Regions from separate parts of the Homo sapiens genome. Here region 2 is linked to region 1. A link is a loop called in an ENCODE intact Hi-C map of the cell type or tissue named here. Cell type or tissue: PC-3. All regions are shown on one strand. Each heading gives the region's core, and the rest is flanking DNA. Links, peaks and the distances in the headings are about the cores only. Region 1 overlaps LOC105379082 (a long non-coding RNA gene). Region 2 overlaps LOC105379082 (a long non-coding RNA gene).

What was found. Hi-C counts contacts between places; a loop is a spot of excess contacts. Peaks named below come from ENCODE experiments on the same cell type or tissue, not always from the same donor. Only the 100,000 strongest peaks of a DNase experiment are listed, where the experiment ranks them.
Region 2: a loop joins it to region 1, with 6 times the contacts of the local background. A loop is called at or near these places in 2 of 110 quality-filtered maps.

The regions. Positions count from the first base shown.
Region 1 is chr5:92,543,325-92,560,338 of GRCh38, reverse strand. LOC105379082 (a long non-coding RNA gene) reads left to right here. Exons shown (of 4, transcript NR_188298.1): 3 at 306-540; 4 at 6,868-7,202. Among named protein-coding and RNA genes, the nearest start is that of LINC02058, 390 kb to the left of the region's middle. In PC-3, for the core only: no CTCF peak of the experiment used is centred there; DNase peaks (open chromatin) are centred at 7,498 and 7,738; H3K27ac peaks cover 2,221 bases.
Region 2 is chr5:92,631,395-92,648,408 of GRCh38, reverse strand. All of the region lies in intron 2 of LOC105379082 (a long non-coding RNA gene), which reads left to right. Among named protein-coding and RNA genes, the nearest start is that of LINC02058, 300 kb to the left of the region's middle. RefSeq lists an enhancer at 12,082-13,954. In PC-3, for the core only: a CTCF peak has its summit at 3,974; a DNase peak (open chromatin) is centred at 6,848; H3K4me3 peaks cover 1,169 bases; H3K27ac peaks cover 1,387 bases.

The DNA of each region.
Region 1 (17,014 bases), core at 3,438-11,437:
TCAATTTAGTTTCCCTATTTTAAACTTTCCGTCTTGTCTATATACTCAAAGACTTCTAATAATGCCAGTTTTACACATTGTTTAGAAATACTTTGGAATCTATCTTTAATTCCAGGATGTTCGACTCAGAAATACTCATACAGCAAAAATTGGTTGGATATGAAGATTACAAAGTTATTGAAACTCAAAGACCTTCTGTAATGCCTTTGGTTGTAAAAGTTTTCTCTTTCCTAAGCCAAGGTTCTTTTCTTTTCTTTTTTTATTCATCCTTCATTTTCCACTGTTTGTTTGGCTTCCCTCCTCAGATCTGAAACGAAGCCAAGCAAAGCAACATCACCTTCTGGAAAGTGCAGAAACTGCAATCAAGATCAACAAAGAAAAGCACCCTTCCCATAGATTCATCTCTTTGGCGTTTAAGTGTTTGGGCGAGTCTACAAAACTCAGATTCCTCATTTAACTAGATGTTCCAGGTCACAGAGATATTCTACTAAGGCAATTTTCAAAAGACCATAAAACCACCACATCAATTTATGCTTGCAGGTAGTATAATTGCCTTTGTATCATATATTTTTAGAAAAAGTGGCTTAAAACAATTTGAATAGTGCTTTAGAAATAAGACCCTTAAATAATTGACGCTGGTATTGCCTTTCTTAACTCTGGGATTTCAAAACATTTTCCAAACATTAATTGCAATGGGACCCTGGTGAGGCTGATATTATCATACCTATTTTCCAAGACGATAAGCAGGGAGCGCAGGGCCCGTTTCTTGTCTTGCCCCATGCCCTTCAGAGCTTGTCCAAGCTCAGAGCTCCCTTAAAAACCATTGGATCAGCTCCATGGGAGCACAGAGGAAAATGAGAAATGGGCTCTTGGAGATTTAAGGGATTCTGTAAGGTTGTGTGTGAGTGAGCTGTAGCTAAAAGTCAAAGCTGGAAATCTAAGATTCCTTATTCAGTGCTTGGATATATTTCCTCATTAAGATAATTCATGTAGAATATCAGGCTTGCAGGAATATGCTGGTAAGAAGTGGACTCTGTTGCTGTTTGTTTTTGAGTAACTTATTTAATAACAAAAATGCCTCCCTTTGATTTGAATAAAAATAAATGGCTGGATTTTCACAGGCAGCATGCATAGAAGACCAGCAAGGGCCAACAGTGAATTTCGACACTGACTTTTAAAAATTGTGAAAGAGATGCTAACAGCCTAATTTGCAGTGGAGACTAGATTCTGTGGCTGTATCAGGTGGTGGTATAAAGAAGAGCCATATACAGAAGGTGAAATGAGGGGTTAAAAGTCACGCTAAACATGCTGCAAGGACCTGTGGGCATCCCAACCTTTTTTTCTTTAATTGGGAGGAGAAGAGCTTTTTACTAAAGAGTAAGTTCCACAATGTAGGCCGGTGGCCCAACTGGGAAATACTCTTGATTTGAACAGTTTGCAGCAGTTCTTTTCTGAACTCTTTATATAGATCCTCTTTCAATATGGGGACACATATTTTAAGGTAAAAGGGGTATTTTACTAATTTTTTTTAATGAAGCTTTCACTGCAAGCAATATTTGGAGTTAGTAATCACCGGCTGGTTTCTTTCCCTCCTGCACTGCAGGAATGAGGCCACTTTCACAGCTGGTTGTCAGCACATCTCTTATTACTAACACCAATTATTGATTTTTAAAAGGCCTACGCTATTAGTACCCTGCTACATCTCTTCACGTACAATATGTGTTTTAAAAATTCCTTTTGTAAAAATATAAAATCTGAGTCCAACCTTTCTATCATCACTGTGCTTGTTCTTTACATTTTATCTTATACCTTCACAGGAAAGCAAACCCGGAATCTTTTTTTTTTTTTAACTTTTGGGCTAATTTAGAAGCAGAAATACTTTGCCCATATGATCTCTCTGGCAGGTATCACATTATAAAAAAGCAAATGGTGCGTAGTGAGGGAGGATGAAAGAACATAATTAGAGGGTTTAGGATCTTCTATCCCCTTTTCTCTGCCTTTATTTCGTGCCATCCCAATCTATGTTTAAGCCAATCATAAAAACCCACCTGGCGTCATCCCCACTAGGGTGGCTGCTTTTGCATAGGACTGCACCCCAAATTGGACTTTTCTCTTCTCTTTGAAAGTTCTCAATGAAGGTGAATTTTAGGATTTCTTTCAAAAGATACTATTCACACGTCAGTCATTCTAGTTGTTGATATATTGTCCAAATGATAGGCGGCTCTGAGAATATTTATCTTTAGCAATATTTATGGGTGTATTAGTTTTGTAGAGCTGGTGTAACAAAGCTCTATGAAAACGCTACAAAGCTCACCAAAAACTGGATGGCTTAAACAGCAGAAATTAACGTTCTCATAGTTCTAGAGGCTAGACATGCACCATCAAAGTGTCAGCAAGGTTGGTTTCTGCTGAGGGATGTGAGGGATAATCTGTTTATGCCCATTTCCTAATTTCTGGTAGTTTTCTGGAAATTTTGGCATTTTTTGGATTATAGATGCATTTTCTGGTATCTTCCTTCATGCTCACATAGGATTCTCCCTGTGTGTGTGTCTATGTCTGTGTCTAAATTTCCCCTTTTTATAAAGACTCAGTCGTATTGATTAGGGACCACCCAAATGATTTCATCTGCTAGGATACCATATCCAATTAAGGTCACATTTACTGAGAGAAAGCACTTCAACAACTTTTTGGGCAACATAATTTAAACCATAACAATGGTTTGTTAAATGACGTATATATGATACTATATATATATAAATCATTATTATCATTGATTATGTATATAATCAAATACTATTTTATTATTTACAAAATACATGGTGATCATAAGAGAATATTTTACAAATTACAAATGGGAAAAGTACATGGCATTACTAAAACGTCAGTGCCAATGCCTCAGCAGAGAAAAATTAGTGCATTAATTAGTTACCCTCTGATGGATAGTTTTTAGATAATAGAGACAGGTATTGGTAAGCGAAATGGAATTTTAATTTCATGAGGATGCTAGAAAATTGCAAGTTGGAAGATCAATTTTATTTACTCCATCATTAACATGTGCTAAGTGAATATCTAAAGCAAGCTTGTCCAACCTGCGGCCTGTGGGCTGCATGCGGCCCAGCATGGCTTTGAATGTGACCCAACACAAATTTGTAAACTTTCTTAAAAGATTATGAGGGTTTATTTGCGATTATTTTTCTTTTTGCTCATCGGCTGTTGTTAGTGTATTTTATGTGTGACCCAAGACAATTCTTCTTCCAATGTGACCCAGGGAAGCCAAAAGATTGGACACCCCTGACCTAAAGTGTAATCCATACTCTGATAGATGGTTTTCAGTAACACAAATTCAACATAAAACTGAACATACATTTTCATGAGCAACTACTAGGTTCCAGGTACATGACTGCTATAGAGCATTAGAGTTCTAATACTAAGTAAAGCAGAGTGATTTTTAAAATCTAAATACAGTTTAGCCAGGAAGAGTGAAGTATAAACCAATCATTGAAATTTAGAGGGCACTGTAAAGAAAACCCATATACATGGAAGAAAGAAAAGGCAGGGTCAACTTCTTAGTTGTGAGGAAGGATCTTGAAGAAAAGATTACTCTGTTTTTGCATTGCCATAAAGAAATACTTGAGGCTGGGCAATTTATAAGAAAAAAGGGTTAATTGGCTCACAGTTCTTCAGGCTGTACAGGAAGCATAGTGGCATCTGCTTCTGGGGAGACCACAGGAAGCTTCTAGTCATGGCAGAAGGCAAAGGGGGAACAGGCACATGCTGAAAGCAGGAGCAAGCGAGAGCCAGCAGCGAAGTGCTGCACACTTTTACACAACCAGATCTCCCGTAACTCACTCACTATCATGAGAACAGCAGCAAGGGGATGGTGCTAAACCATTCATGAGACTCCAACCCATGACCCAGTCACCTCTCACCAGGCCCAACCTCCAACATTGAGGATTACAGTTAGACAATTCAATATGAGATTGGGGCAGGGACACACATCCAAACTATATCAGATAATGATAATATGACTTAAAAAAAAAAGATCTGTATAGTCTCACCTAACAGTAGCCTGCCTGGGGCAGGAAGACAAATGGAGTTCATGTCTCTAAATATTTACAATTATAAATTAAGGTAACAAAATTGCTACCCAGAACATATTCAAATGTCCTACCCTGTCAACTATAGCTTTTGAGCAACAAAATATGAAAATAAGTCATGAATCAATGTTTATATGACTGGAGAAAGAAAAATATTAAACATGATGGAATTTGATTATTTCCCATATTTAGATCTTCTGTTTATGAGTAAGGACATTTAAACTAGTAATAAAGGAAACATACATAGTTTATAAATATATGTAAACATTTTATAAAATTTATTTTTCCTACCTTCATTTCAATACAATTCAATAATTTTACTCGTATTTTCAGATTTACACAGATTATGAAAAAATTTTAACCTGAGATTTTTAGTTTTTTAGTTCTAAAGTATATTTTTAATTAAATTTAGCTGTTTTCATAACATTTAATCCACATTACCATCATATGTGCCAAAAAGTAAGGCCAAATTTGATATGTGATTTGCTTTTCAAGAAATAAATTTAATCATCTGGATAACTGAACAAGAGAATGCTAAATATACACTTAAGAAGATAGATAATATTGCAGTTCTTTATTTTTCTGCTTATTACCTGACTTCAAAATGATGATTTCCATAAAATTTCTTGGTAATTCTAAAAGATAGTAGAAACAAATCAAAATGAGAAACAAATGAATAAATAAAATGCAATATTTTATTTGACTTCTGAAAATATATGCAGTCTTAAAGCTATAAACCTTATAACACCAGACCTCCAAAACATCTGGATATGAGGTATTAAATAACATATGGATATCTGATTTTTTTTTCAGATTTCTCCTAGTTTTCGTATAGTGCACATGCAAATTGCAAAGAATCAACAAAGTCTTCCTGATCTCTATATATTTTTTCTTAATAGTTTTCAAGGAAAATGCAGCCAGGCTTGGTGGTCTGGTCATTTGAAATCTCTAAAGGAGCTTAAATATAAGTAAACATCAATGCGAAATCATAAAAACAAAACTGATTGTTATTTCCAACTGCAGTGATTCAATGTTGATGCCCACCCAAGGCAATCCCTTGGTTCCGTCTTCTGACACTGTATTAGAATGTCAACTTGTGGATTCACCTTAGCTGTTAATAAGAAATTTTGTCTTTATCATGAAGATTGGATCTTGGGTCCTTGTGTCAACATTAAAATAGTAATAAAGTGATGAAATACAAAATACCTAGGAATATTATAGGATCTGAATCTTCTAACTGGGTACATAGATACTTGAGCACATTAAATGAATTAGTGTTAATCACAAGTGTATCATGTAACTCAAGTAGATTGTGTGGCCCTGAAATTCCTGAGGGTTGCCTGTTGTTTCACATGCTGCCAGAACTTGAATGCCGCCACCACCCTCCCCTCACCCCACTCCCTGGGGGACTAAGCAGAGATTATTAGACTCTAACTTCCAGAAAAAGGGCTAAGTCTTAAACATATCTAAGATTATTACTATAGAAATGTTATTGCTTAATTTTAATGAGTATGTTGACCATTTAAGTTGACAGTCCTTGTCACAATTTATCAAAGACAAATTAGCATAGTTAGAGTCACCAAAAGGAAACTATTAAAACCTAAGTGTTTTCACTTCTTCTGATCTGGCACTTTTCCTATAGAACTATATATCACTTTAGTGCTTCTTAATTAAAAGTGATGTCTTCCTCCAACTTAGATCTGTACTGCAAACATTCCCTGTCCCATGTTGCTTTTGATTTACAAAGTACAATATAAAACTGGATTATATTATCTTCAAATAAAATCAACACCAGTGATGTTGCTTTGAGTGGTTTATAACAGTGATTTCACTAGATGCAGTGAAAATGCACAATACCTGGGAATTAGAAATTTGCTCTTTTCAAATATTGAAACACTTCCCTTTCTTCTAAATTAACATTATATTTTATTAACCTATAAAATCTCATACTATATGTGTACTTGACTTCTAATATGCTAAATTTAGGGTATCTCCTCTTACTAGGTATTTATTATCGATTAAATATCTAGAGCAGTTATTTAAAAATGCCTATTCCTTTTGTAAATTTAGAGGCTATAGATAGATCAAATTGTAATTATGTAACATTTAATTTTTAGATGAAAATTGTATTGAGATAATTTTATATTCACATGCAGTTGAAAGAAATAATAAAGAGATACTGTGTATACTTTACCTAGTTTCTGCTAAAGGTAAACTATAGTATAACATTAGCCTAGGATATTGACTTTGATATCAATTTTATCCAGCTTTTTCAGTTTTATTTTTACTCATTTGTGTGCATGTATATTTAGTTCTATATGCTTTTATCCATATATTGTTATTAATATTTAATTTTAACATGTAAATATTTTCTTAAATTTTAAGTATCTATTAACTGTTGTTTATGAATTATATGACATATAATCGATCCTTAAAAATATAAAATAACTACTAAAATAGGTTTCTTTTAGTATTCTAATCGATAAAAACATTAATTTTAGACTTGGCTAAATATTACTATCAAGTAGTTTGTAAAGGTTGACTAATAGTTCCCCAAATGAATAGTTTAAAAACACCATTGACATTCTTTTTTCCTTTTGAATTCACACCACAGTTTTTAACTAGAGGTTCAAAAGAGGTTAAGAAATATGAATCCATTTTCAGTATTTGGGGCATCAGCTCATTAAGAGTAATAGAGCAGGCTTCCAGTTTGAAAAAGGCACTGACTCAAATGTGTAATGATTTCACTTTCAAATTTCTTTTATCTCAGCTGCTTCTACTTCAACAAATACAAGTGCTTCAGATATAATAAGAAGACTAATGAGGATTGCAGATGATTACAACAATATTATAATACTTCCCAAGGCATAATGACATTTTTTTCCCAAATTAAGGAAAAAAGGTTTTTTCTTGTTAGAGTCTTTATTGCCTGAATATGACCTCAGTTAAAACCAGGAACCCAACTTTAGAACAAATCTATGAATAAGTATTTTTTTAGTAAGACTTCTTAGCTTATAATGGAAGTTTTATTAACTTTAGCAAGGACTATGTATGTGCTACAGGATTACATCCTTAAAATAAAATGTGCCAAAACGGGTCATTTGACATCACTGCCTCATTGCTGTTCAGAGTTGGCATTTTGCTGATCACCTCACCATGTACTCTTGGGTACTTTCTCTATAAAGTGGTTACAAGTCCAGCCTTCTGATGTTATAGTTGGATGCACTATATAAAAGGGCCATTTTCTACTAAGTACCTTACTTGCTTCAGAGCCAGAGTACAGCTCTTTCATCAGTCACAGTTTTGAAACAGCAGGGGTACAATGTATCAGTTTGTTCAAAGTAGACATTGTGCTGTTTACAGAGAAATTGTGACAAATCAGGAAAGAATTTATAACCAACGCTATACAACATAACTTAAACAACAAAAAATAAAGTGCATAATCTGACTCACAAAATGAGACATCTGCAAACCACTACAGCAAATTGTGTAATGAACAGCCTCTCCAGGGTCTTCATGTAATTCAAAGCTGTTTTTGGCTCCCTTTCATTCTGAGTTTGAAGACAGATTATTTTACAAGGTACATCAGCCTTTAGGGAACAGCAATTTCCTCCTTCCCTCAGCCTTGCCTCCCCACAACACAAATGTAACTTTTTAAACTGTTTATCTTTGATCAAAAATATATTACTTAGCGTACTAAGTAAACAGCCGAACATTTTGTCATAGAAATTATTGCTTCCTGTGGCTATTTTTAGTGGCTTTTTTTCCCCACATTTTCTGGGCAATTGGTAATAAGGCTGATAACCCTGCCATTTGTTGCTGTAATGATCTCAGAAAAACATTTTGAAATACGATCTGCTCTTTAGTGTAATGGATAAACTACTATGCTGCCAGGAATTATACCCAACTTCCTCACTCAATAGTCATGGGAACTTAAGCAACAACCACAACCCACACACATAATGCAGGAAACGATACGGAACACATATATTACATTTCTGTGGTGATGTGGTTACCAAGAATGGGCACTAGCGTTGCTGAAGCACCAGAAATATTAAATCAAGATGATGCAAAATATGGAAATGCTGATATACTATACTCAATTGTAAATTATCTTGCTTTTTGAAACAGTTTGCTAGCCACCTATTAAATGATGAATTTTCTCTAAAATAATACATTTAAATATAAAAAAGAAAGCATTTTAAATAGAATGCCATTCAATTTTGCTTTTTGCTGTTATACAAAATCATTTTCAGTCCTATATATATTCACAATACTTCTAATATTCTTGAATACAGCTTCATTATCTTTTTCTTAATTTGAATTTGAAAATATTATAAAACAATCAGCATGCTTCTATTATTTATAAATTCTTTTTAATATTCATATTAGAGAAGTTATATATTTGTACATATTGCCTGTTTTTTTCTGTTTCCAACATTTACTGTGGATGATTTATTATTTGTATATATATATTTTTTAACTATAATTTTGGAACTACACTGCATCTTTACGTCTAGAATAGACCTTAAAAGTTAGGGGTTATCAGCTCTACTTGTTTCTTCTGTGTCTGACATATAGCCAGAGCACATAAAACAAGTCTTTACCTGTTTTCTAATACTTACTGATTGCACTGTGGGTAGTTTGAATTTAGAGACAAATATTTACTTGATTTTTATCAAAAATATATCTATCATACTACTTCTTATGTTTAAATGATTGCTTTTATTTTGTTTCTTAATATAGAAGTACCAGTAATTCTATGAATGGTGAAAGAAAAATAACAGTTTTGTTGTTTCTCTTCTAATATCTGTCTTAATCACTAATCTGATAATTTAAAAATATATATGTATATATTTATATATACATATATATATAGAGAGAGAGAAACAGAGAGAGAGAGAGAAATTTCATGCTCCATACTATGTTTCCCAAATCCTATACCTCTTAAAAAGATTATGGAACCTGGAACCTGGAGAGAAAAAAAAATGAAACCAAACAATATCTCAGAAATGTAGAGACTCGGGATCTGTGAAGTCGCTTCTGATGTGGAGATGCTTTTTGAAGTTTTAAAATGACAGCGTTGAAACATCTCTCTGCCTTCCCTTTGCGCTCTCTTATATCTGCTTAAGTGTCTTTGTCAGAAGTATTCTTCTGGTAACTATGGCTCAATCCAAGAATTCTCTAGAGAATTCTTAAAAGTATTTGTTAACAAATAAGAAAGTTTATTACTGAGGGCAGACCTCATTTTAAAAATATGTTATTCTATTACTAAATGTGCAAAATTGGATATATATATATACACACATATATGCACACAACTGCTTAGCAATCATGTTACGTGTTCCTCAAAATTGCATTTATCTTTATGGTGTAAGACTATCTACAATAATTCTCAAGGTCTGTTTTCTGATGAAGAGAAGGTGGAGATGTAAAATGATACTATTTTTTCTTCCTAAAATTGTCATAGAAACATGTTAAGTCCTTAGCTTTCTGGTCCCCACTGAGGCCCAGAACACATGAGTAGATGATGTAGCAAAATCAAAGATCACTTGATTTTTAAAAGATAAGTTTCACATCTTATATTTTACAACCCAAAAGGAAACTAAGTTCGGAACAATAATAAAGCTAATATTTATGTGTTTAAATTAATAATCTTGTTTGATTTGAGCATATGTTGTATTTTAGGAAGCAATAGTTGAACTACAGAATTTCAATATTATAAAGAATTATAGAAATTATAATGTATGACAAAAGAAAAAATTCTATATTGCCTCTATTAGATTCAAATTAGTATGATAAGAAAAATATACAACCAAAGGTATAATTTTGTCATCACTTCAAATTGTCAAGCACAATTTAAGAAATGTAAAGATTACGTCTGTACAAAGAAAATCTGGCAATGCTTTTCCAATTTTCCTAACTACTAGGATGTAGGCAGAACATACTGATGAAAAACAATTACCTAATAAAATTCTGATATAAGATATAAGAAAATAATCCTGCTTAGCAGAAGTGCAATTTAATCATTCAATTTTATTACATTCTTTTTATTTTCAAATTAAAGTAGAATGCTTAAAAACAGAGAAGTAGCTTTGAAATATTGTGAATGATTAAAAAAATGAATAGTTTAAGTGAGATAAATTCCAAAGGAAAATCAGTGTAAATTCATGCAAACAGTACTTGAGAGACATTGTTCTGAAGGATAGCTTTTTGTACAGATCCATTTTAAAAATCTCAATTATTCAAGGAATGCATTGATTTTAACATCAATTTTTCTTCACAGGCTTTGTTATGAAAATAGGTATATATAATGAAGTGGGCTGCAAGGAAATTACATTTTGCAAATACTCTCCACTTATATCAAAGATAAGGGCCATTCAAGAGTCTCATATATTAGACTAGCTTTGTCCCAATGGAAACATAAAGGAAATTGTGACAAAATATACATTTTTCTTGGTCAGTTAAGACTGTACTCTAGTAACTAGCATTTTTTCCCAGAATAAAACTTTTTGCGCCCCTTTAACTCTTCCACAATGCACTTCCTATTTTTCTGTGTCAGTAGCTGCACATCAAGGTGCACACGAAGGCAAGTGGGATTTCCACGTGCTCTTGTCTGGCTCTATTCAATCAATCGCTATGAGATTCAGTTTTATTTTGAGGAATACCTGGAAGAACATACGTAAAAGACCCTAATAGTACCTGATCCAAAACTGGTTTTTAAAAGATAACTATTTTGTTTTACTTCTTGACATGTATTCAGAGATCTTGGTATGGTTTGATTCAGTCTGTTATCTTTGTGTATTCCTCCCTGTCAAATTCCTTAATCACACAAAACCTATGTTCTTGGAATGAACAGTTCGGTGTCTTTATAGGATTTTTGTCTTTCTTAAATCTGGCTCTCTCATGATGAATACTAATATCTACCATAGAGTACATACCTCTGTATGCCAAGTGCTTTGTATATGTGGATGTCATGATCCCTCTCTTCTATTATAATGAAATGAAGGCTCAGAATGTTTATTCCAAAAGCCTCAAACCACCCTGCTATAAAGTTTCAGAGTCAAAATTCAAACCTAATCTGTCAGATATCAAAGCAGGTTCTCCTCTGAATATGACACACTGACCCCTTTGACATATTTGTCCCGTTATCTCAAATTGTGTGACATGTAAAAAGTTGAACAATTCTAAAAAAAATTAAAATGCCCTCATATTGATGCCCACTGCTTTCTTGTATAGGCTGCTTAGAAGTGTTTCTTGAAATTCAAATGTATTTTCTTTTGCGTTGATGATCTTCCATTTTGTAGAAACTATTAAGGGTTAACTGAGTCATTCTAAAATAATAAGTTCCCCCATACCACAACACAAAACGAAACAAAAATGAACAACTCAGCTTCTTTAAATATTAACTTTGTTCTATAATGTTAAATATTATTTTTAATATAGGGGATTTTGTAAGGGTGTTAAAATGTAAGTAAAGAGATAACATTCTTATTTTTTGCATTGTATATAACTTTCAAAGCGACTGGGTGAATAAAATAATTTTAGAAGTGAAATTTGTATTAATCATAGAACTTCTAGGAATGGCTGGCAATGGGGAAAAAAATGATTTTCAGTCTAATTTCCCTAGGATACAACTTAACTTCCTTCAGGGATAGCTAAGCCAAGTGATCATGGATACAAACTGGCTGTGGTTGGGCAGGCAGCCACTTAACGTATCCCTTAGCTGATAATAAAGTGTATGGTCTGCAGCTGTTTTTAAAAAAGACAGAAAGAATAAAGAGGGAATGGAAGAAAGGAGTAACAAAAGCACCACTAGAAGATACTATGAGGGTGATAAAAACAGGGATACAATCTAATTTGCCTCAACATTGGATGTCAAAACATTTAAATAAAACAATTATACTTGTATAATACATCTTTATTATAAATAAATTCTTTAAAAGTTGTCCAAAATAGAGCAGATACTATTAAGAAAACTTTAATTATCTGCTGTAGTATATGCTGCTCAATAATATAAATCTGTCTATTTTCTTCACTGATGTGTGTAAAGTATCTGTATCAGGCCTGGATCTTAGTAGGTATTCAATAAATATTTTATGCTTGTCTTAATTATTTCATAATATTCTAATATTGTATTCTGATGTGAATAAAGAAATTCAGGAGAAACTTAAGTTTTACTTTTGAATATTTAAGCATTTTATGTGGAATTCTAATTTCATTTGAATAAATGTTTAATATTATGGATATTAAAGCTACTCTACCATATGGGATCTTGTGCCATTTTAGAGTGAGGACCCTGTAGTCAGACTGCCCACATTAGCATCCTGGCATTACCTTATAGTAACTTTGTGACCAAGAGAAAATGGCAGTTTACTTGGGACTTGGTTTCTTGTCTACACAAGATAGGTGTTATTCAGGTATCTATCTCATAAAGTTGAAAAACTACATATTCAAGAGGCGTTTAGGTTCTGGAATTGCATTCTATTTGATATATAAAATAGATACTCATTCACTGATGTATAAATGTGGTACCCATATATAGACAGTCCTACAAAAAACTTACTGAATTAAAGGATCTGAAGGATTTTTAAAGGGTTGGCCATCTTAAGAACATTCTCAATATCTTTGTTTTGGGGATTGAAATGTACATATTGGTACCTCTTTCAGGATATTCAGCTGATAAAAGTACACATTAAGCCATTGCCAGTTCAAACAATACTTCACATGCATTTGAAAGAATACCTAGACAAGAAGCAGAATTCGAAGAGAATAATAAAAGCTAAGGTTTATTGAGCACTTTCTAATGCTCTAAGCTGTCAAATGTCAGGTTAAGTTTTAATGTGATTTCAATGGGTCATAAAAAGGACATTGCTGGGGAAGAGAAAAGTCTCCAGAGAAGTAGGTCCAAGTATAAAACCACAGACAAGTTTTTTTTTTTTTTTTAATACTTTAAGTTCTAGGGTACATGTGCACAACGTGCAGGTTTGTTACATATGTATACATGTGCCATGTTGGTGTGCTGCACCCATTAACTTGTCATTTACATTAGGTATATCTCCTAATGCTATCCCTCCCCCCTCCCCCAACCCTATGACAGGCCCCGGTTTGTGATGTTCCCCACTCTGCGTCCAAGTGTTCTCATTGTTCACTTCCCACCGATGAGTGAGAACATGCGGTGTTTGGTTTTCTGTCCTTGCGATAGTTTGCTCAGAATGAGGTTTCCAGCTTCATCCATGTCCCTACAAGACAGGTATTAAAGCGATTATACCATATGAGATGTTGAGCTGGTTTAGAATGAAGAGCCTGGGAGTCAGACTGCCTGTAGTATTAATAGAATCTTGGCATCACCACATACTGATTTCATGAACTTGGAAAAAATTACTTTATGTTTGTGACTTAGTTTCCTCTCTGCACAATATGTTTTCATATGTGAGAATTAGGTATACTGTAAATTGATTAGAAGAGTTTGCTGATAGAACTTCAATAAATGTTAGCCACTAGTGCAGTCAAGAAGGCCCCATTCTCACAAAGGCCTGATGCTTAGGGTCACTATTTAGAAATTCTTAATAATTTTATCTTTTGTTTTTTGTAAGGGTAGTCAAATGGACAATGGAAAAAGTGCTGAGAGACTTGGAGTCCCTGAAGCCTCCCCACCTCCCCAGAACAGATTCTCAGACATCCAACCAGCATTCCAAAGCTGTCCTCCACCCACTGCAAGGCCTGGGCACAGAGATGAGGCAGGATGGTGTTGGCCACATGTACTCTGTGGCATCTAGGTGGGGCCTGGAGGCAGCCAACCCTATTCCCCAGGATGGCAAGTTCATTGGGCACCCTGATCCAGGAGCTGAGTGCATCTCAAATGTGGAGGTTGCAATCCTTCAGGGATCTCACCTGCTGCAGATTCTGCTAGCAGGCCCATGGGAAGGGGGTATTGACTTTCCCTCCCTTGCCAGCAACACAGTGTGTCAATCCAGCAACTAATGCCACTAACAGTATGGACCCCTGAGAGGCTGTAATCTGCACTCGCCCCCTAACTATCCCATTCCATGGGAGCATGACAAACAGCACAGAGAAGTTGAGAAAAAATAAATTCTGAAAGAAAAGAAGTTTCGTGCCTTAGTACCTTTAATGGTACTCTTTCCTGCTCTTTGAACTATACACCCTATGTTTTTACTTTTCAATGAGTTTTGAAAATTATGTAGTTGTTTATCTTAACTCCTAATTACTGAGTCTGATAAACAAGTTTGTTTATAGAATAGTTCTTGAGCATGTAACATATGCCAAGAACTGACAAAAAGGGAAACTGACAGGAAACCTGTGCTTATCTAGGCTTTGATAGGTGGTGGTGCACCTTGCTTTTGGCTTGCAAGGCATGTTAAAAACAGTAAAAACTGCTGATCACTTTGTAAATTACTTGACTGATCTCTCTGTCTCTCTCTCTCTCTTAACGAGGGTTTAGCTGGAAATAGTTCTATTACTAGAAACACTTAGAACAAGAATACAGTTGCTGAGAACTTACATTTGATTTATTCAGCAAACGTCATATAGAAAGCTTCCTGGCTTTGCTGGCCTAACACCATCTCCTCTCTTTGTTTCCAGCAAGGGCTATAATTTCTAATACTTCCAATAGTGTCTCAGGAATCAGAACTAATACAGAAAGAATATCAAATGTAAATGCAGAGCGGCAAATAATCGCTTATATGAGAGACAGTGTAGAAGGCTTGATGGAAAACCTTAAACAGTGAGACCATGGTTACATAATGAAATATTCAACTCAGTAAAATTATGCCATCCATTGATGGCTAAGGGACCAGGGTTTCTTCCAAATTCAGGGCAATCTTAGTAAACGTGTTCATTTCATATTTAAAACAAAGGACATGAATAGTATTTTTTGCATGTCAAATACATAACGTAATAAAGCTTTCATTTCATATAATGGGTTCGCTTAGTAGTTAGAACTTGAATCTTTCAAGTGAGTTTGGAATTTTTGAATTGCAACTCAACACCAACTGCTTCAGTGAGTTAGGATTCTTTTGATCTAAGAATTATGACACATTTTAAGAGATAATTAGGAAAAACAAATCCAAGTGGAACTAAATATCTAATAAGAAGCATAAAAGTTTATGTTAAGAGATACGTTTTCTTATTTTTCATCACTGTATGTGATTGTATTCTATTCATGGGTGGGCAAACTCTAGTCCATGGGCCAAATCCAGCCTGCCGTCTGTTTTTATACAGCCTACAAGCTAAGAATCATTGTATTTTATGTGGTTGATAAAAAGAATATTATGTGACATGCAAAAAATTCAAATTTTATTGTCTATAGATACTCATTTGTTTATGTATAGTCTATGTCTGCTTTCTCATGACAAGACAGAGTTGAGTAGCTGTGACAAAGTCCATATGGCCCACCAAGCCTAAAATATTTACCGTCTGATCCTTTGCAGGAAAAGTTTGCTGACTCTGTTCAAGCTCACCTACTGATCTTTCTGTGAAACAAAATACCACAGAAAATGAATGCTTGCACAATAGTCTGAGTCCAGGCAACTTAAGCAAAATAACTGTTTTCATTCCCTCTAGTACCTTAATTTTAATCAATGAGTAATAAAAATTTCCAAAGTAGTTATTGCACCAGTAGAAAAGTAACGCTAAAAGTGAAATAGATTTTTGCAGCTTGCAAGAGAAATATAGCCACTTCTGCCCAAAAAAAGTTTTTGGACTTTATGCTCAGCTTCAATCTAGACATGCCATGATTCCAACAGTGACAGCATATCATAAGAGAGGACAGAGTTGGCAAAAATCTGACTTCAGACCAGCTGCATGAATTTGCTCCAGTATTCCAGCGGGGCCCTGGATCAGTAGATCTCTGGTGAGAACGCAGATTAACTAGATGTCTCCTCAGTAGAGATCTGCTTTCTATTCTCCAAGCTACTTGACTTCACATAATTTAGAAGGTCATTTTTTTCCTGTTTCTTTCAGAGCCAGTACAACCATCCATTCTCAAGTATGTACCAATCCGTCACTGGAATGTAAAATATTTAGTTTCATGCAAATGTGGGCATATATCTGGAAACTTCTGGTTCCAACCTAATGGGCCAGGCTTTGAAAATAACTTTCTCAATGTGTTGAAGAATGTGTTCTCCATTTTTATGGCATTGCTTTACTTACTGTTATAGTGATTGTTGTACACCATTACACTTTAAATATATATTTATATCTTCACACACTTTGCTCATCATATGCACTTTAAAAAGATGCTTCTAAGTAGAATAAAAAGATATTTTCATTTATGACAATTCCACTCTGTGAGGCAGAGATGAGAGTTTGAATTCTTACATTAAGAGTCTTAAACAAACTTTTTAACTTGCACTTATTTCACTTATTTTTCTTTAAAATAATTACTTTGTAGGCAGAAGTTAATATCTTTTACTTGTAACTTAAAGAAGTAAGACTTTCACTAGCACTATAAAGTTGCGGCATTGCTTTTAATTATAGCTTGTAGATTTACTAGAGTGTTGGTTGAAATGCCAATGTAAATTTAGAGTGCCACTTAGAAAAATCATTGTCTTTGAAAAACAAATAGATCCTTAAAATCCTTATTATATGATCAGCTTAAAAAGAAATGGGGGTTAAAAATCAGATATTTTTAAAAAGATGTTTAGCTCTGAACCTACTGAAATACTTAAACTCTAAGTCAAGTGCTTAGATCATAGGAAAATAGTTCCAGGCCAATAGGTCTCAAGCTGTTCAAACACTTCCTAGTATGTAAAGAGAAACAATTTTAAAAAGAAAGTTTAAGCAACAAGTTTCTACAGTACATAGCAAGCCTTATATGTATAAAACCTGCAATGATTTGAGGCCTGCTGAATTCCAATCTCACATATACTTTTAGATTGGATCTAATTTATAAACAT
Region 2 (17,014 bases), core at 3,367-11,366, 88 kb before region 1:
TAGCCTCCATGGTTTCTGATGAGAAATCACTTCTTAATCTTATTGATAATCCTTTGTATGTGTTGAATCACCTTTCTGTCACTGCTCTTAAGATTCTTTCTTTCTTTTTGTCTTTAAGAGTTTGATTATTATATTGAGATTCTTTTTCAATTTATCCCATTTGGAGTTTGTTACGCTTCTTGGATGTGCAGATTAATGTTTTTCATCAGTCATTTTTTTTCAAATACTCTGTCCCTTTTCTTTCATCTCTGGGACTCACATTATATATAAGTTGTTATGCCTGGTGATGTCCCACAAGTATCTTAACCTCTTTTCATATTTTTAAAAATTATTTTTTCTATTTTTCAGACTGGATAATTTCAATTGACCTATCTTCCAGTTCACTGATTTATTCTTCTGCTGGCTTTAATCTGCTATTGAGCACCAGTAAACAATTTTTCATTTCAATCTTTGTAATTTTTAACTCTAGAATTTCTTTCTCTATGTATTATATATGTGTATATATATACATATGTATGCATATATATATATTACATCTCTTTTATATTCTTTACTTGGTGAAATGTGGTTCTTATACTTTTATTAAATTCTTAGACATGGTTTCCTTTGGATCTTTGAAAATATTTAAAATAGCTTATTTAAAGTCTTTGTCTAGTAAATCCAATGCATGGACTTTCTTGAGGGACAGTTTCTATTAATTGCTTTTTTTCCTGTCTATAAGCTACACTTTTCTGTTTCTTTGCAAGCCTTTTAATTTTTTTGGGGGAGGGGGCAGAAAACTGAACATTTTTAGTATAATAATATTATGTTGTAACCCCGGGAATAAGATACCTTGCCCTATCTCCCCCTGCCAGAGTTTTTCTAAATTGCTTTAGTACATTTACATTGTACACAGAGTATTAAGTAGAACCTTATCATTTTTCCCAAACTCTCATAGCTTCTCATAACATAGAAGTACTCTGTACAAAAGGGTAAATTATTTCTAGTTATTGCTTTACTTTTAAAGGTAGCTTAGTGGTTTTGTGCCTCTAAGAAACTACTTTCTGAAGGTATTCAACTTTACAACAATAATTTTGTCAAAAGGTAGAAAAAAGTAATATTTATATGAAATGATTTATTGGTACCCTATGTAAAATGTGTCATGGTTAAGTACACATTCCTAGGTAAAGGTTATAATTTTGATCCAATTCAGATGACATCTGGTTGAGGTTTAGAAACAGGTGATGTGACATGTTGGACTGAGTTCTAAGATAGATGCAGAAAGTGTCCTCAGCTCTGGCATTGGATTGTTAGAGGAGTTTTGGAGTTTGGTCTCTTTGAGTCAATTTTCTTAATTGTATAATGAACATAGATAATTTCTAACAATCTAAAATTTGAATCTACAAACCCCTAAATTACTTGGAGTACTGACTATTGGCCAAATTATGTCTAGGAATTTATTTCTCATAGAGTAGATTTCTCTGTTCACAGTGGAGCTTGTTCAATACCTGACCACATCTCAAATTTTGTAGCTATTAAAATAGAATTCTCACATCCCTGTTTTGTCCTTTCAGGTCTATATTTCTAACTCTGAAGATAAATGAAAACTGTCTATTTCCTGCTTTCCTCTAAATATCATATTTATTGTGTCCCCTTTCCATGTACATGACATGTCTTGTTCTTGCACACTGTGATGATTCAGCATTGAAGGAAGAGTTAGCTCTTAAGTGATAAGAGGGTTAAATGATCAACCTAGTAGTTATCAGGGATACTGACAAGCCTTTTGTACAATAGAGATCTTCAAAGGGGGCAAAGCAGCAAGATCTGTGAAGCTGATATCTGCAGCTCTAGCAAGACCCTGTCCAACCCCCATCACTACCATCCTGCATCCTCTTTATTCTGTCCCCATACCCTGTGAAGATAGTGTAACAAGAGGTTATTTGAGGGGAAGGATAAAAGTGAAGATGGTGCCTGCTCTAATTTTTCTGTCAAATGCCACTACAGACAGGAAAACACATTCTCTAATGTCTATACCTCCATTCCAGCAGGTTATATCTTTACTTCTCCACTGTCCCCCACCTCCCTAGCTCTGGTCTCTGCTGTCAGGCCCTGGTGAATGAGGAGAGTAAAACATAGATACTGCCTGTAAAAGTGTAGAGTGATTGAGTAGAGGGATTTTAGTTGAGTCTCCCTTTCTCTCCATTGTCATAGCATGTAATTGTAAGACTTTCTTCATCAACAAGTGAGGACCATGTGCAAATGGGTAAATCTCCCATTTCTAAAGATTTACAAAAGATGAAATTCCAAATTAATTTTGAATTTAATTTAATTTAATTTAATTTAATTTTTTCCTCTCTTCATTTGCTAATGGAAAAATAATACTTTCCTTAAGCAAAATAATTCACAAGAACATCAGTTTTGCATAGAAACCAGTCATCATTTTCATGATCTCTTCAATGTATGTTCTTTCCACTAATGCTTACAGTTCAATGTTTTGCTGTCACAAAGCAGCATAAATAACCCTGATGATGAATCTATCGAGAAAGTTCCAAGAATACAAGAATAAAACCTATTTAATTTAGCAAACCTGACTGGGTGCCATGCACGCCCTGAGCATAAAGTTAATGTTACTCAAAATCTGTACTTCCTCGTCCTAATAGTTATTGTATAGATGAGGGTTTTACTTATTTATTTAAGAAACATCAGTCTTCACAAATAAAGTAAAAAAAAATGGCAACTGAGGATATTTCACAGTCAATTATGCAAACATTCTCATTAAAGCTTTTATGATAGTTTCTGTGCTATAGGGTGTCATGCCCCAGTCCAACTGCCACCGCAGCGTGGCCCCAACATGTACCAAAGTGACATCTTTAATATTCAACATAATGAAAAGGGCCAAGCTATATATATTAAAGTATGGTGACTTAACACATATTCAGTATATTTTTCAGACTAAGCTACTTTTGCAGATGAAATGAACTTAATAAGTAATATTATATTTAAGTTTTTATAGAAAACTTTAGGGGCCAATGGTTTCCAAAGCATCTACACAAATTCTTGAGGTAGTAACTTTGGTACTGAGGGGTTTGGATGTACTCATGTCATAATACTTGGGAAGGTTTATGAAAAAGTATATAGAGAGAGCACAGACTATGATCCATAATGGTACTAAATCAAAAGTTGATGTGTTGCACAACAGGTGGGAACTCCTGCATGCTAATAATGATTGCAAAGGGTTAATGTGAGCCTCACTTAATGCACAGAAAAGAGTTAATCTTGTAGACAGGGATGAAAGTCCTTCCATAATTTGATGCTTTGTACACAATGGTCATTAACTGAATATTGTGGCTGCCTGAAATATAGTGAAAAATACGAGGAAAAAGTGACAGGATTTTTAAAAAATCTGTTTAGGCCCTGACAAACAAACAAACAAACAAACAAAAATCTTGATCACTCTTGCTATGCCAGGCTTTATAATAATTCTTTCATACATTTTAAAGATAGAAACACTTTAAAAAATCTGTATTTAAGAGACAAGCAAAGGAAAGCAACCAGGCAAAGTTCCCAGAGAAGGAATGTGCAAAGCAGTTTGAGAAAAAGTATAGCACTTAGAAAAGCCTGGGAGAAAGGGGGAGGCAAGGGGAAGAATATGTTCTGATAACAATGGAGTCCGTGCAAGTGACAACTTACACAGAGGTCAAATAAGAGAAAGACTAAACCCTATCCATGTGCAGCCCTGGTGACAGCAATTTTGGTCGAGTAATGAAAGTGGCAGGAGAGAGGGGAAAGGACTTGGCATAGGTATCTGCCAAATGTCAGCGAGTGAAAGGAGTTGACTCTTCATGACCTTTATTTTCCTTACTGAGTGGTAGTAAAGGTTATATCCTGAGGCTGAGGGATTGGGGTTAGGGTAAATGGTTTGGAGAGAGGGGACTGAGTTTGAAACATTTGTTGTAAAGAATGGGTGAGAGAGCTGACCAGAAAAATCAAAGAACTTTCAGGCAGCCTTGTGGACCTGATTGGGATTGCAGACCATGACGACAGAGGGTTATAAATGCTTTAGTGGGACTCCAGGAACTGCTGTGAATTTTCCTGGTTAAACTCTAAGTTTCTCTTGAGGACAAGGACTATATCTTACTTAGCTTGCTGACCTCAGCAGAGAAAATAATACCTGAACTCTAATTAATGAGCTACAACTATTTACTATATGAAGAAATATTCATCTATGTGATAGGATGGCAGCAGAAATTATTGATTTTTATTCGCAGGTATGAGCAGATAAATAAACTTCCTTGTTTTCTGATTATGCCAGCCATATCCCCAAATTCTCACACGTAGTTTTCCCTTCTGGTATCTCTTTCTTTCTGGCCCAATATTTGTTCTGTCACATGATAGCAATCATAGAATGCTAATTATCCACCAAATTAACAACTGCAAAATCTTTACAGTGGAGATTTTTGGTATTATAGCTGTATTAAGGGAAATATCCAAAAAATCTATTTTCTATCACATCAATGTAATATTTCCTAATAGTAAACAATTAGAAATTCAGTTCCGGTTTGTGAAATCAATATCTTTAATGCTAAATAAATGGTATTGGAACTTTATATTAAATATCTTGTGCTGACCAAATGGTGAAATTCTAAGTAGAGTTAATTCACAGCTAGAACTTAAATTAAAATTCTAAACCAATTCTGTTAAAGGAAACCAATAGTTAGGAATGTTATATCTCTCATTGTTTCTGTTTCCTTAATACCTAGTGATAACCTTTTTTTTTTTCCACGTGTGGTTAGAAGTAAGCAATGATACTTATAAAAAGGTAGAAGAAAGAGTGAGGGTTTGTCAGTAGACTAATATGAAGGGATGATTCTGGATACATGATGGCCAATCTCAGTCAAGCCATAAGACAGCTAGGACCAGGCATTTTTCACATCAATTCAGAATAATCTTTGTGCTTTTCCATTAATGTTAGCAATATTAATGAATAGAACAGGCTGGTACTCAGGAACATCATATAGATGATAGCTTTCAAAAGGAGACTATATGGGATGTATGAGAACGTCAAGCCTTCATCCTAAATTGTGCAGACACTAGTCTTCACTTAAAAAGTATGCCAGAAAAAAAAAATGCCTGATCACAGTCATGTTTTAAGATCTTTAATGCTTGTCTATGATTAGGGGTAAAATACCTTTAAAAACTTTTTTTTTATAGAAATTCTGGCTTTTCTGTGAAGATCAGCCTCTTCCTAAGCTGCATCAACTTCAAATATTCTGCTGGCAGTGTCTGTACAAGAGGCTGCTAGGCTTCAGTCTGCCACAGGCCCTAGGATTCTACAGGGTCTAGAATCCTATGGTGTATGTCTATTCATTTCAAATGGTTTTCAAAAATAGAAAAATGTGAGAGGATGAATGCTTAATATTAAATAAAAGGGATCCTGTGCTACAAAGCATACATTCTACCTCTGTTGTACAGAATCATAATTTTGAGGTTGAAATTTATATTCTTAATGTAATTTGAAAGTGGAACATAGCTTTTAAAACAGTAAAACAATAAAGGTGGCCATGCATAGCTTACAGATAGCGCTGTGCTGATAATGCCTGCACAGAGGTGTCAGAGTTCTCCATGAACAGGTTACTTTAAAAACCAGTCAAGATACCAAGATAAGTATTAAAACACTTAAACTGTAGTCTGAAAAAATAAGGAGTGAGAGAGAAAGAGAGAAAGAGAGAGAGAGAGAGAACTATGAGTTTTGCATCAACACTCTTGTAATACTGAGACTTAAATTCTCATTTGGTTTCTGCCTGGGTACTCCAGGCACTCTATGATGTTAATTATATTTTACAACTCCAGAATATCATTAAGAATATGTGAAATCCTCATTTATATTATTTTAAATTTGCATGTATTCTTATATATCTTTAGGGCTTGAATAATACTAACAGGTAAAAAAAAAAAGTCAAACAAATATCTCATTATGAACAATGATGAAAACAGAATATGTACTTACTAGTACCCTGTACCCATTTAATAGAATTTGGTGTTTATAACTATAGTCACCATGTGTTTTATTTTCTAACCACAGGATGGAAGGCCATTAATGGATTTTTATTTTCAAAAGAGGTATCTTTGCAAATCAAAGAGAGTCAGAGAATGCAAATGAAAATTGCAGTAACTGATTATCCAGCAGAATGCTTGCCTTAAATGTGAGAGGCGGTTTTGGAAATCAATTACATCAAATTTCACCATTCTTTACCTGGGCAATATTTTCAAATGCATTAATTTCCAATTTAGGTTATTAAGTGTATGACAAATCTGAATATACATTGCATGTTTCCTCTCATATTTTAAATTTTGTATCCAATTACACAAAGAGGCAGATGCAGAATACTTTTATTTTAGGATCAATTATACCATATTGATAAATGAAAATGACATTGCACCTTATTATAATTATTAATAAAACTATTTCTTCAATGGAAAAATTCTGTCATTTTTCTCAAAGGCTCAGGATTTTCCTTACTAAAATACGTCATCAGTCTTTCAGGGAACAACAACAACAAAAACGACAGAGAAATAGTTTACCCTATAACTTTTACCACTCCCTCCTGCCATACCCCTCCCCTCTTGGCGCCAAAGCAAAAACACCAGAAAATTACTTGAACTTGCCAGACAGACTTTGCTGTGATTAATTGTCTCACTAGTGTATGTTCCACACTTCATTTTATGATTAAGATTTCTGACTCAAGAAATTGTCAGCAAAAGACAATCTATCAAAGTTTAAATATCAGCAATAAAACAGTACAAGAGATATTCTGTGACTACTTAGAACTGAAAGTATTTTACTGAAAAAGGTTTGTTTTCTTTGGCAGCCTTCCATGACCTCCTACTGTTGACAAAACTAGCAGCCTGTCCTGTTTGAAGTGTAACTGCACGGCAGAAGCCGTGGCTTCAGAGCACTTACAGGATTTATCTCTAAATTAATATTTTCATCGAACACACTCACGATATACCTTACATAATCTTTAAATTATAGGAAAACGCTAGAAGGAGGTTCTGAAAGTCAGTGGCTGAAGTCATGCCAGAGATTTATGAATCTCTCAAGTCGACATTTCTGACTGACCTACAGCACACCAGGGCTGCTATTTCCTTTTCCTGATTCATGATAAGTGCAACTGCCTCCAAATAAGCCTCCGGAGCCCATTAATGCTCAGTCCAGTTCCTGATGGTAAATATGCACATCTCCAGTCTCACTTTTAATGTTCAGCTGTGATGACATTGCATAGAAAATCAGGTTACAGCCCTTTTGAGTGTATTTTCACTGTAGTGTGGGCACCCCAAAGTCCAGCTTACCTCTGGTTCTAATGAAAGGTACTGCTTTCTCATGTATTTTGCTTATAAAGAATAGCAAAATTGTTTTTCCCTTACAACATGGGTTTTAAGGTCCTGGACTGTGATTGTGATGCTTTCCATTTTTCTGATGTCAGCACCATGGCCAATTAACAAAATTACACAAAGATTGATATGAAGGTAAATATTAAAGGCACAAAAGGGAAGGGAGGGCAGATTATTTAAAATGTCAGAAAAGCCAAGACATTCATCTTCCCTGCTGCAATTTGTTTTTCATTAGTAAAATGTACATTGTTTTCCGCTTAGAAAAGTTATTAGTGGCAACACAGTCTGCATGAAGCTTTGTCTCTTCTGAAATGAAGTCTTTGTTTAGACATCGGTGATGGGGGTTTTGTGCCATTGTCTAATCTGTCAGATTAGATGAGCAAGTGTATTTAGGGGTGCAAAGATGTGCAGCCACACCTGCTGTGCAAAGCTGTGAATTCACAACTCTTCTGACTATTAAAATGTGTTATGCTGGGAGCTCTTTTGTTGTAATGGAACTGTTGGTGGTTGCGTGTTTGAAGTGGCGCAAGTGTCAGGCCTTATCACCATCATAATAATCACTCCAAAAATAACCTCATATTTTGACCATTTAATGTTAATGTGCAGCAAATTAAAGGCTAAGCACCTAATAGGTTTGAGAACACTAAATTGATTTTACACTCAAATTTTCCTAAGCAAAAACAGAAGTCTATTAATGAAATAATATTCATGGTTCAGAGAAACTGTAGTCATTTAAGAGAGTTTTGAAATCATACAGAAAGCAAACAAAGAATGCACACCAAACTATAAAGCCAATATTGTGACAATAAAGTTATCATCAGGAGAATGATATTAACTTCAGTGCTCTTTAAAGAATGCTAATTATCATTTCTTTATTTGTTGATGTTTGTGTTTTTCATATGAATGTACCATGATATTTTAGTCTTCCAACTAAATATTGAATTCTGACTAAATAGAGATAATGGATAATGCTCCTGCTTATCCCTGATTAAACAGGCCACTTTGTTTAAGGCTTCTACTATTTTAATTTGCTAAAATTTAGCTGCTTTTAATATAAAACAAGATATTAACTGCCTCATTTACTAAGTTACCATGCAGTTTCTTAAATGTGCTTTTCTACCTAATTTTTATTTTTGATATTTTCTTGTTTGGAGTTTTGATGTTCTTAAAAGATTTGTTGAGTGTCTAATAAATCTGTAGGAATTTCATCCTATAAGAATGCAAATTCTTGTAAGTTAGTAGAGTGTTTACTATAGAATGGGAAACTATTTTTTTCAATATTAAAAAAAAAAAAAAAAAAGAAAAGAAAAGAATGCTAAACCAAAGAGCCTCTGTTGTCACTTTTAAAACACTAAGCAGCTTGTGGCAGGTTTAATAGACCCTAATCTAGAGAGGCCTTTTTCAAGACCTTAGACCTGTATGGCCTCATTAATTCAAATGGTACGTGACAGTTCAGAGGTATCCTAAACCAGCCATTACCTGCATAAACAGGTTCTGATGCCAGTGTGGCACGTACATTGTCCTCAGATCAGAATTCCTCAGACTCGATAGCTATGATAAGAGAAAACCTCGGAAATACAAGAATTCTTTTTCTGTAAGTACTAATTAAATCTGATCACAAGTTATAGCCAATTCTCTTCCAAAATAGATTTTTAAGTATTTTTAATATTATCCTAGGAGAAAATATTGCAAACTTAACACGAGAAAGATATTGGTTTGAAATATTAAAAGCTATTGGCATCCTTCAACTCTCCAAAAATTGTCATTTTACCAAGACTCAGGCATATGATTAGGTTGTTCTCAGTTGACAATCATCATGATGCTGAGCCCCAGATTTAATATTGTGTAACATCTGGATTGTCCTGCCGATATAGCAGGGTGACAGCTTCACACATTCCTTGAAAAGAGGTGTCCACACACTGACAGTTACTCATCATTCAGAAAATGAAAAAAATAATAAAATGGAAAAAAGATGTTCTTCCTGATCTTAATTTAGGCTAATCTATGTAAAATACATTATCTAATAGCAGCCAGCTATTAGGTAATACCAGAACAGTTTTCTGGCACAATTGCAAATTGCAGCTGTCTGAATTATAGCAAGAAATGTTTACCTGTGATACAAAAGGCAAAAAGTTTTTACTAAAGGCCAAACTTCCTACAAAAAAGAAAATTAAGAATAATTAAAGATTTGGTTTAATTAAATTAATGTTCTACTAATCTTAAATTACTTCTCTTTTTTACCCCTATATAAGTGCCTTATGAAGACATTATATCTGAAAATGTTAAATCTGTAAACCTAATATTTTAATTAAATCAGTGTCAAATTAATTTTTAACCATCACTGGTCTAAAGAAGTCTCCTTGATAAGAGGATTGTTGATCTTAAACCTTTATGAAAAAATAATAAATATTTCTTTTTAAGATGTGCTAAAAATTTTCTCCAAATCATTTATATCCACTTTTGCACTCATTCTCTTCGAAAATATTGTTTTTTTGATCGTTTATATTTTCCTCAGAACTCCATGTCCTTGTTTTTAGCTCCAATTTTGATCTGGATAGGCAAAATACTGATGCTTTTTAAAACTTTCCTACACAGACAACATTTAAGGAAAGGCAGATACACAAAGATTGGTTTCCACATCCTGAAATTAATGAAAGTCACTGTATGCAGTGGGTCCTTAGGAGAAAAAATACGTTATTTTAAGGGCAATATTAAAACAATGTTATGCAGACTTCTTTTGCTCTGCAGTATATCCAGCCCAGCTAAAAAGATTCAGTAGTCTGACTTACATTTTTACGTGCTGGATTAGTCTTTATATTTGTTTTGATAGAAAAGCAGGCAACAGCCTATTTCATGGACAATAAATTCAAGATAGTAATGATGAGATAGTATTGCCTCAGCTAAGTGTGCCCAGATTGGAGGGTCACATATTTGACCTCGATCTAGTATGGTCCTTAATGAATCTATATACTTGATTAGAGTTACTGTCTTTTTATGGCCCAAAATAGCTTTGCATGGAAAACTAGCTCATTTTCAGTAGAGTGGGGAGAATCGTTTTGCTTCCATCACATCCCTAAAACTTTTCCAAAGACTTTTAAGTACCTGCTCTAAAATGTCCACCTTCCAGAAAGCTGTTCTTCTCGTTGCCAATTCTGGTTTTGTTTTACAACCTTCATTACACAGGCAAGACATACCTCTCTGTCACCTTTGAAAAAATTCTGATTTCTTAAATAATCAGCAGAATTAATGAGATGTTGTATTAAAGTGCCAGTCTAGCAGCTATTTCAGAATTTTTCAAAGCTTCCTTGCCTATCCCATTTTATAGAAAAGAATAGAAGAATTGATGTTGGCATGTTATCTTGAGATTTGTATAAATAACAGTAAAAAATCAGTAGTGAGGATTAGAACTTGGAGCCATTACATGTCTTTTCTTTTTATTTTCTTTGCTTCTTTCATTCAATTATTTTTGTTAGTATTCTATCAGCTTCAAAATAACTGAGATTTTTATGGGTTCAAGTCACAGATAGCACCATGAATGTTCCTTTTTGCATGCAATGTGCCCTCTTTATTATGCAATGTGCTTTTACAGTCTCTCTGCTTCCAAGGTGTAGCTCTCTCCTTATCTGTGCAGAAAACTCCATCTATCTGTCTCTCTGCTTCTCCAACTACATCGCTCACTCTTAATTCAAGGAAGTGATTTCTTACTTCTTGTCACTCTCTTTCTTTCTCCCACTCACTCTCAATCTATCAGAATTCGTTTTCTGTTTCTGTGATTACTCTGGCCTCATGTTTCTCTCTCACTCCATTCCTCTTTGAAAAATATGACCAAGAGTTTTCTTTCCTGTTGCTTTTTCTTCTTTAAATGCATCTCTAGGAAACTCTTCTTTTCCCTCTTTATCTTTTCTTTACCTTTTAGGACTTGGAGAGCAGATAAAATTAGACTGTAAAAATACCAATTCTACAGCACTATGTATACTCCTGAAGAAATAAATATTTAGCGGGGGTGGGGGGGTGGTTTCCAAAAGTATTAAATGGTAGGCTTCTATGCTATTTAGCTCATTAATAAATACAGTGAAGGTTTTAAATCCATGATATTTACAGACAAAATGAAGAGCTACTAGGTGTGAGGTACTGTATCTAAAAACCAAAAATTAGAATACAAATAGCCTGGCTCTTTATATTTCCAGCTATGTTTCTTATTGTTGGACTCAGGTTTGAATCCACAAAGACCAAAAGTATTGGAGTTTTAAGTTTCTTAGTGTACCACTTCATACACTTAGAATGCTTTCTTATTGTTACTCCTCCATATCTAAAATGGGTTGGTTAGCTATTTCTTAATATATGATTTTGAGTGGAGGTATTTATTTCTAAATTATAGTGCAGAATAGTTAAGTCATTTTAATAATAATAGGAGTGTCACATGGAATTTAATAGCTAAAGGAGGATATTGTAAAGCATTACTATTTTCCTCAGCACTTTACAATGAATGTAGTATAGGTCAATCAGTTTATCCTAAGTTTTAAAGGTAAAATAAAACACAACTTAAACAGGGTTTAGTGCATCTACTCTAGAACTTCTTTCTTACTGGGATTAAAAATAAGGTAAATTTTAAATGATATATCACCCAAACGAACATTTCATAAATGATCATTTTCACAGATATTTCAATTCCACGTAATTCCAATTTTGAAGGTGAAATGTTAAGTAACTTTGTCAAATGAACTTTGCCTTTAAAAAGGCCAAAAACTATTGGCATAGAGATCTCCAAATATTCATGAAAAACAAACAAACAAACAAACTAGGAAACAAATTTAGGAGAAAAACAGTCCTCACAGTTTAAACTAAATTAAGGACTCTACAGGAAACCCTACCATCTCTGTAATGTAATTTTTATTATCTTTTTACTCAATGAAATAATAACTCATGCACCCTTCCAATAATTACTAAGGGGGAAACCCTGAATGATAGAAATGTAATTCAAAAGGAAATACATTGACTTTCCTTTGCTTCATGTAATTGTCACATAAGTAGGCAATAAGCTATGATGGAGGCAACCTCCATGGCTTATTGTAAGTGAGCTCACATTTCCATAGTCCATTTCCACCTACCCAAATAGATTGAAATATTTAACATGATGGTAAAGCTCAGTTTTTTCCCACCTCTTCTTGACAATAATTCTATAGTTCAATATCCTGTGCATTTTTCCTTGAAGAAGATGAAGCATTATTCTTTTTGAGTGATATTAATCTATTTTGCTATCTTTGCAAGGATACATTAACCAGGCCAAACTCTGAACATGTTTTTTTTTTTTCTTATCATAGAAAAGACAGCCTGATAGCTCATTAAAATATATGAATGAATAATAACTTCTTTCTTTAAATGAACTAATATCTATTTTAATGAGGCTTGGTTTATAGTGATTTGCTGGCTGAAGTGCTCTTCTTTCTGCCTAATTATGTGCACAGCTTTCAGACAACAAGGAGTGTCTTTAACATTAGTTAAGAACCTGGGCTTTTATCTCAATCAATAGTCTTTAGCCTTTGAACTCCTGTCAGTGGAAGACCAGTCCGTCACGTTCAGTTCTACCTGACCTCTTTTTCTTCTTGATGCATGCTGCCATTTACAAAAGAAACACACACACACACGCACATGCACACACACACACTCAAACATGTGCAAACACACCCACACACACACCTAAGGTACAAGCAGGCAAAGTGTTTAGATTATTTGTGTGCCTGTGTGTGTATGTGCACGCGCACAAGCACGCGTGGACAGGACCCTTTATAGCTGTAAAGATGTGTGACTGTAATGATGATGTTAAAATTTTCTTGTTTCCTTTCACTGGGCTTTGTGTATCTCAAAGGAGCCCCATATGGTGCTCTTTGTCCGTGTCATTACCTCGTTACAGCCACTGTCTGCCAGCCAAAGGTAGACCAAGCGCTGCAGCTGTAGACAGCGATACAACTGGAATTGTCTAAGGTCAACAGTGCCGTAATTACTTTAAAATGTCAGCGTACAATAAAATACAACAGTTCATCTGGCAGAAAGCAAATTAGCTTTGACCATAGCGTAATTACCCTTTTCTCAGCACCATTAGAAGAGATCAAATCTCCACATTCAGTGTTTGAGGAAAGGCCATCAGAGTACACTCTACCTGACAAGGATGCACATTTGCCATTTTGAGATGTAATTAATTGTCCCTATAATAGAAATTTTTATATTTGACTCTGGAATTGAAATGTGTAATAACCTGGCTTCTTCATTTTAACCATTTTGATGCTGGAAAAAAATATATGTTTTGCCAAGTACAAATAGGTAGTATCAGTAACACCCAGAACACATTTTACATTTTGATAACAATTAGCTCTACTGCAGGAGTGATTTTTCTGAAGTGACTTGCACACGTACTGACAATGATACTAATGTCTAGATCCTACATCAGAGGAAACAAATTAAGAAATTAACATCATTACACTCTTCCTTTCATAGCTTCTTTTTCTTCTTTGCATGTGTATTTCCTGTCTGGCTGATAACGTAACCCGAACTGTCTTTTAGACTTATTAAATTGATTTCCGCCACCGATCTTCATCTATACCTCTACCTCACACATGAGGGCAATCTGGGCAAAAGAGTAATCCCGCTCCAATCTCCCACAGGATTAATGTGCCATTATGCCAAGAACATCCTCTTTCTTTCAGACACTGATCATTAATGATGAAGGGTACAACTGCACCAATGATACAGTAATTTGATTAACTCAGAAACAAACAGCAAGAAGCTGACCAGTGACAGTCCCTGTAGGGCAAAGTCTTCACTGATTGTTGACTTTCATTAATATTTAAGGGCGCCAAAGATGCTTTAAACTGATTTGAAATGACTTAGGTGTCTGAAGCAGCCTTTCTTCTTGTGCCTGGTTGTAGATACAGATGAAACAGCTGTTTTGTATCAGAAGAGCCTTGCACTGCATTTAGGGAATTCCACCACCATAAAGATGTTTACATTTTCTTGATGTTTCAGTCACTGTGTTGTGGGCTGCTTCATAGTATTTCAAATGAAAGAGTGTTCTCTTGAGTTCAGAAATTTCCCTTTTGAGCACAGATTTCCGGGGGGGAAAACTATCTAGGCAACCAACAAGGAACTTTATAGTTGGTAAGAAAATTCTTAACATGACCCCTTTTTATTGAACCATTGCTAGTTTAAATGTGCTAAAGCCAAAACAACAAACACACTATCTGGCAAAATCACCGTAGCATGTCATTGATCAGTTTATCTCTTCAGAGCAGAAAATTATAGCATATACTGGGCTTGCTCCCCAATCACTGGGTTGCTTTGTTCTTCTTCAATATATGCACAGCTCTTAGATTGTGCCACAATGTAAGAAATAATCATAGCAGAGAAATATTTTAAAAACAAACAAAATGGTCAGATAAAACTCTTCAGTGTAATAGAGGTGAACATTTAGGAAGAAAGGAAAATTCTTTCTTTGAGGTCCATCTAGTCCTAGATTAAATCAAGATGCCTGTAAATAATATATTTAATAGATAATTTGTGGAATTCAGGGAAGTAAATATCACATGGTGAGCTTGGAGGGACCAAGTTGGGCTAATACTTTTAAGTTGGCAAGACTAACCAAACTGGGACTTCTGGCTGCCCCTGAGCATAAATTAATGACTTGCTGTTACTTTGAAAAAGAAGTAATTTTCTTTCACCCACTAATTCTTGGAAGAGCCCTTGGCAGGCCAGTCACACATCATCTGAAACAGTCTGAAGCTTGCATTAGCCCAGAGTTTAAGGATTTTTACAATCTTATCTAAATTCACCTTTACTCTTACCTTTTCCCAATCCAAACTCTGTATTCCAGCTGAACTAACCTTCCCACAAGCCATGCCCCTCCAGGTAACAATGGGTCTTTCCACCTCATTGCCCCAATGCCTTTTCTTCTGCTTACTACCTCTCCATGATTTTTATATTATACTTATTTTTTCTCACTAGCATGTCTATAATGCAGCTGTCCTTTTCCATTTCACAATTATTTTCTTCTGAATATCTAAAAATTTTATCATCTGTTAAAATAATCCAGCAAGTAGATTGTTTTAGTTTTTAGATAATCTTCCTTTTATTTCATTTGCATAAATCTTGTTTTAATAACAAAAAATATTTTTTCATAATGTCAGGAATTATACATTATGATATTACTTGTTGTTGCTTTCATCACTGGTCTGCCTTGACATAATAGAATTTGGAAAATTCCACTTTCATGTGGAATGTAAAATAGTTGAACTCATGTAAGTAGAAAGTAGAATGGTGGTTACCCGAGTTGGAAGGGATGAAAGTAAGGAGCCATCCATCAAAGGAAACAAAATTTGAATTATACAGGAGGAATAAGTTTTTGAGATTTATTGCATAGCATGATGACCACACTATAGTTAATAATAATGTATGTTAATGTGTCCAGAATTGGTGGGTTCTTGGTCTCACTGACTTCAAGAATGAAGCCACAGACCCTCGCGGTGAGTGTTACACCTCTTAAGGTGGCGCCGTCTGGAGTTTGTTCCTTCTGATGTTCCTATGTGCTCGGAGTTTCTTCTTTCTGGTGGGTTCGTGGTCTCGCTGGCTCAGGAGTGAAGCTGCAGACCTTCGCGGTGAGGGTTACAGCTCATAAAAGCAGTGTGGACACAAAGAGTGAGCAGTAGCAAGATTTATTGCAAAGAGCAAAAGAATAAAGCCTCCACAGTGTGGAAGGGGACCCCAGCGGGTTGCCACTGCTGGCTCTGTCAGCCTGCTTTTATTCTCTTATCTGGCCCCACCCACATCCTGCTGATTGGTAGAGCCGAGTGGTCTGTTTTGACAGGGCGCTGATTGGTGCATTTACAATCCCTGAGCTAGACACAAAGGTTCTCCAGGTCCCCACCAGATTAGCTAGATACAGAGTGTCGATTGGTGCATTCACAAACCCTGAGCTAGACACAGGGTGCTGATTGGTGTATTTACAAACCTTGAGCTAGATACAGAGTGCCGATTGGTGTATTTACAGTCCCTGAGCTGGACATAAAGGTTCTCCAAGGCCCCACCAGAGTAGCTAGATACTGAGTGTTGATTGGTGCATTCACAAACCCTGAGCTAGACACAGGGTGCTGATTGGTGTGTTTACAAACCTTGAACTAGATACGTAGTGCCGATTTGTGTATTTACAATCCCTGGGCTAGACATAAAGGTTCTCTACCTCCCCACCAGACTCAGGAGCCCAGCTGGCTTCACCCAGTGGATCCCACACTGGGGCTGCAGGTGGAGCTGCCTGCCAGTCCCTCGCCGTGGGCCCATACTCCTCAGCCCTTGGGTGGTCGATGGGACTGGGCACCGTGGAGCAGGGGGCGGCGCTCATCGGGGAGGCTCCTGCCGCACAGGAGCCCATGGAGGGGGTGGGAGGCTCAGGCATGGCAGGCTGCAGGTCCCGAGCCCTGCCCCGCCGGAAGGCAGCTAAGAACCGGTGAGAAATCGAGCGCAGCGCCGGTGGGCTGGCACTGCTGGGGGACCCAGTACACCCTCCGCAGCCACTGGCCCGGGTGCTAAGCCCCCATTGCCCGGGGCGGCAGGGCCGGCCGGCTGCTCCGAGTGCGGCACCCGCCAAGCCCACGCCCAC